Regions from separate parts of the Homo sapiens genome. Here region 1 is linked to region 2. A link is an interaction called in ENCODE POLR2A ChIA-PET data of the cell type or tissue named here. Cell type or tissue: PC-9. All regions are shown on one strand.

Region 1 (2,500 bases), 570 kb before region 2:
AGTGACCATATGACGAGATTTCCACCAAACTCGAGTTGTTCCATTGGAAAGCTCAGAGGCAGGGGTCTGTCTGGCTGGGCCTGGGGAATTTCATAAGTGAAGAATTCTGGGAGGAGGAGTTTTCCAAGTCTGAATTTGGAAGTTGGAGAAACACATGGAGATGGCATTGGAATCTGAGTGGCCCACTCCTCCATCACACGGGGCTCTTGGAGTGAACTCAGGAGCTTTGGTATGTGTTACCTAGGGAACCTGGGCATGGAATGATTTGATGGTGGCCATGGCTTCTCTTATCTGAAGCTGATTTAACCAATCCTTGGCCAGTGTGCTTTCAGGGGAACTCCATTTTCTTCCCTTAGGGGAAGCTATTGGGAGGGAAATGTGGGGTGGGTAGAAATGAGTGTCTGGGGTGACAGCCCTGCCTTGTCATTGGATATGTCCTCCTTCTGGGCCTCAGCCTTTCCATCTGCCGGATGAGAGGACTGTGGTGGGCAGTCTCTGAGCCTGTTCTAAAATCCCATTTGTTTATCTAACAGTTTTGTATTGAGCCAGGCATTGTTTTTAGGTGGTGCAGGAAGGAATAGACAAAAATGTCTACCCTCCTGATGCCTATAATCTAATGACACCAATCAGACTGGATTTCAGAAGTTAAATCTGCTCCCCTCAAATGCACCTGCAATTCAGTCAGAACCAACTTCGAGGTAGTGGCAGCTAATAGCTCTTAAGGGCTATGAGCCAGGCACTAAGCACTGGACGCTTCTTATTTGATTCAGTCCTCGCAAGAGATCTACGAAGTAGGTTTTCCTGATGAGGAAGCCTAGGCTGAGGTTGGCCCAAGCTGGGGTTGCACAGCTCAGAAGCAGTGGAGAGCGAGGCACTCACAGGCCTTCTGTCTCCAGACCCTCACGGTGACCCGAGTCTACACTGGCTCCTGGCCGAGAGCATTTCTTGCCCCTTCCCTTGGGCAAGTGCCCAGATGGAGGGCCACAGATGTCCCCCTCCACTTCAGTCACGGGGGCCCGGCGCCTTTTCCGCGGCACTGACCTCTCGCCTTCTCTCCCTGCAGGCTGTGCGAGGGCGTCGGCTCGGTGAATGTCTGTAAGTAGTGGGGTCCGTCCCCTCCTCCCGCTGGGCGGGTCTGGGAGCCTCTGGGCAAAGGGCGCGTGGGCTCGCAGCAAAGCCACTCACCCAGGTCGCGGCTGCGCCTGACGCGCGCCTCCGTCTCTTTCCCCTGCAGGCGTCAGCAGCTCCCGCGGTGGCGTTGTCTGTGGCGATCTCTGCGCCTCCACTACTGCCCCTGTTGTCTCCACCAGAGTCAGTAGCGTCCCCAGCAACAGCAACGTGGTGGTGGGCACTACTAACGCCTGCGCCCCCTCCGCCCGGGTTGGCGTCTGCGGCGGCAGCTGTAAGAGGTGCTAGGAGGCTGCCGCCTCCGCCAGCGCCTGTCGCCGTCACTCTCCACCCAGCCAGTACCTCGCGCCACCAGAACGCGCCGCCCGCGCCGGCCTCCCAATAGCCGCCGCCCGCTGCCTGCACTCTAAGCGCCCTCCCCACCGCTCCGCTCCGGGAGCCATCCCCGGTCGCAGGAGTCCGGGGAGGGCCGGGAGGCGCCATGGTCTCTCTCTGTAGCCTTTCCTGGTAGTCAATTTGTTGTCCCGAGGATTCATCTTTTTCTTCCGCCTGCCTTCTGTTTTTTTTGCTGTATACATTGGTCTTGCCTGAGCTCTTCCCCAAAGCTTGGAGGAACGGGGGAGGCCCGGGAATGTCCCTGTCTGCACGACCTGGGACTCTGCCCATGTGCTTTTGCCTGTGGAATGGAGACGCGGACCCTGGATAGTGGTTCTATGACTCTGCGAGGGACAGGCCCACGCGTGTGGGGAGAACATCTCCCTTCCGGGGCTGCCCTCAAGAGCTTCTGAAAAACTAATGACTCTGCTGCCTTCTCCTTTGTCTTTGTTTCACTCTGTGTTTCCAATAAACTCATTGTAGCGAATCAAGCCTAGTGTCTCAGAGTCTTGAAAATGCCAGGGCCTTCCTGTGATAGGGGCTCCTGCCAGAGCGCCTCAGGACCTGTTTATCCACTATTTTTCAGTAGCTAAAAATGACCACAGTAGGTGCTGCCCATCTGTACTTGAGCAGCCCAGGCCTTGGGGAAAACGAGAGAAGACTCACGGAGCCAGGGAATCTTATGGGGTCATGGGTTTCTCTAGACCAGGATTTATCAACTTCAGCACTATTGACAGTGTGAGCTGGGTCATTCTTTGTTTTAGGGCTGTCGCGTGCATTTGGTAGGATGTTTAGTAGCATCCCTGGCCTCAATCCACTAGATGCCAAGGGTCCTCCACCACCCTCTTGTGACAACTAAAAATGTCTCTAGATGTGGCCATATGTTTTCTAGGGGTTCTCAACCAAGGTGATCACCCGCCGCCCCCACCCCAGGGCCTTCCTGGAGGGGAAAGTGCATGGGGAAAAAGACGGGGTAAGAATGGAAGGAAGGTATGTG
Region 2 (2,500 bases):
TGATGTCTGAGGTTTTGTGTGTGTGTAAATCTGCATGTGTCCATGCCTCTGTGTGTGGATATATCTGTGGGGGAGATCATCATAGCTACCATTTATTATTTCAATGTACTCTCCAGGTGTTGTTTCCTTTAATCCTCGGACAATCCTTTAAGGAAGATATTCTAGCTATCCCCATTTTACAGATAGGGCCATAAGGTTGGAGAGATCCGATAATTGACCCAAAGTCAGATCACCAGTAAGAGGCAGAACCAGGAGACTTCCCTCTACTGCTGAATGTGTCTCTCTGTGTGCCCGAAAATAAAGAGCTATATATGAGAATCGTGTAACATCTGTCTGTGTGTGTGTCTGCACCGTCTAAACCTGTGCATGTGTGTGGGGTGTGTGTGTGTGTTTTGTGGCCCAGGTGCAAGTCAGGTGCACCTGCCAGCAGCTGGCATCACCAAGGTCTTAGGGACAGTGGCCCTCTGAGCATATTTTCTGACTGTATTGTCCCTAGAACAATTTCTGAAGCAGATGACAGCGTGTGGTGTTGCTGACTGTGGACAGAGAACTTCTGCCGTCAAGACCGTAGCAGGAAATGCCCCTGTGCCCCTGAGCCTGGCAAACAAGGCAGCCTGTCTCCTTCAAGGAGGAGCTGAGTGCCCCGCAGAGACATTCCGGGAAGAGCTCAGAGGGGGGTAAGAAGGAAGAAGAGCGAGGCTGCCTCCCACCCCCCGCAGAGCCACCCGTGCCCCTAATCCACAGGTGGGAGTGGCGGGGAGTGGCCCCTCGAAGAGGAGCTGAGACGTCTCCGCTCGGTTCCCCTGAGAGCCCTGTGCTCCGTCACCGACAGCCTCTCTCCAGAAGTAGAGACCATGGAGTCTGGCTGGGTGCCGCGTCAGGGGTCTCTCGGGGCGGCTAGAGGCCCTGGGAACCTGGAAGCCCGCGGGGCGCGGCGGGGCGGGGCAGAGCGCTAGAGCCGGGTGGCGGCCGCCGATTGGCTGGGCCCGAGCGCTCCCACGGCGGCCGGGGGCCCCAGGGCGGCGCCGGCCGCGCCCGCTCCGCGGTGACTCATCCAGCACCCCACCTCTGGAGCTGGACGGGCGCCCGGCCTCTTCCCACCCCAGACCCGCCCGCTAAGCCGGGAGAGCCTGACTCAGCAGGGGGAGCCTGGCCTGCCTTCCGCCCCCTTCGCGTCCTCCCCCGGGGCAGAGGAGAGTGTTGTGGGGAGAATGCGTTTCTGTCCCTGTGGGAGAATTTGTCCCGCTCTAGGGAGGAGAATCTGGTATCTGTTCTTCTGGGAGACTGTGTGTCTGTCCATGGGCGGTGGGGCCTTCTGTCCCCACAACGGGAGGTTGTGTGCCTGTCTTTCTGGGGGTGTCTCTGTGTCTTAAGATCTTTATGAGTGTGGCCGATGGACTGTGGTCTTTTGGAATCTGCCTGTTGGTCTCTTTGGAGCATCACTGACCTCCACCACTCCAGATCATCTCTGTGCCCCCCTACACCCCACTTCCCCAGAAGTGGGGAAGAGCTTAGCAGCTCTGTGCCTCTGTCTCACAGCGGCCAGGACAGGCCCCTCAGGGGTTAGCTCTGAGTAATTCTCCAGCTCTGGCTCTGCCCCCTCCACAGTGCCAGGGCCCCTGAAGGTCTGGGGCCAGATGCTACCCTGCAGGCCAGGCTCAATCCCTACAGCAGTGCCTGAAATATCTCAAAGTGATTTTAAAGCAAGATCTCAAAAGTGATCTTAAACCAAGTGATCCCTCAAAAAGGGAAAAGGACCCACAATTGTCCAGAGACTACTGTGGGCCATGTGTGCCATGCTAGGAGCTTCGTGTTCACCTTATCGATGCTTCTCACAGCAACTCCAAAAACAAACATAATCCCCATTTTACCGGGGAGAAACTGAGGCCTACGTGGTGGCTCAAGGTCACACTGGCACAGTATATGAGCAAATCTGGATTTGAACCCAGGACTCTCTGGCTCTAAAGTGTATGCTCTTTCCACGGCTGTGGCTGTTCCCTGAGCGCCTTAGCCAGGAGTGGCCTCCACCTGGCCCCACAGCAAACCTGGGGGAAACTCCACCACCTCCACAGGGAGACCAGCCTTCAACTTCATCCAGGCTTTCCCATACCAAGAGAGGATCCCCCAGGACTGTGAGAGGGACTGGGGTGGGAAGGAGAAAGAAGCCAAGAGTCAGTACATGTGGGGTTTGGAGTAGGCAACAGGATATGCCAGATCCCGGGGCTGGGGAAGAGGACCCTGCAGCTCGACCCACGCACACTTTGTAGGACACACACACACACTCACATACACATGCACAATGGCTGCTGGACACAGTGCACAGATCCAGCTGTGGGGGTCATTGCAAAGATGCCCAGACACACACACGTGCATGTTTCATGTGGTGCACACCTGATATATAGAGCTGTTACCAACAGACATGAAGGAATCAGTGGAGTCATTACACACAGATTCACAATGGTGTGCAGGTCATTACTCACACACACACACACACACACAC

The links. ChIA-PET counts read pairs that join two places held together with the same protein. Peaks named below come from ENCODE experiments on the same cell type or tissue, not always from the same donor. Only the 100,000 strongest peaks of a DNase experiment are listed, where the experiment ranks them.
Region 1: POLR2A ChIA-PET joins it to region 2 with 8 read pairs; 1 of 35 experiments calls an interaction of 5 or more read pairs at or near these places.

What each region holds. Positions count from the first base shown.
Region 1 is chr12:52,307,170-52,309,669 of GRCh38, forward strand. It overlaps KRT86 (keratin 86), which reads left to right. Exons shown (of 11, transcript NM_001320198.2): 10 at 1,064-1,095; 11 at 1,235-1,994. The coding sequence ends at 1,416. Among named protein-coding and RNA genes, the nearest start is that of KRT83, 13 kb to the right of the region's middle. In PC-9, no CTCF peak of the experiment used is centred here; a DNase peak (open chromatin) is centred at 1,492; H3K4me3 peaks cover 1,456 bases.
Region 2 is chr12:52,873,322-52,875,821 of GRCh38, forward strand. No RefSeq gene overlaps it. Among named protein-coding and RNA genes, the nearest start is that of MIR9898, 24 kb to the right of the region's middle. RefSeq lists a silencer at 903-1,132. In PC-9, no CTCF peak of the experiment used is centred here; DNase peaks (open chromatin) are centred at 750 and 1,150; H3K4me3 peaks cover 1,349 bases; H3K27ac peaks cover 2,071 bases.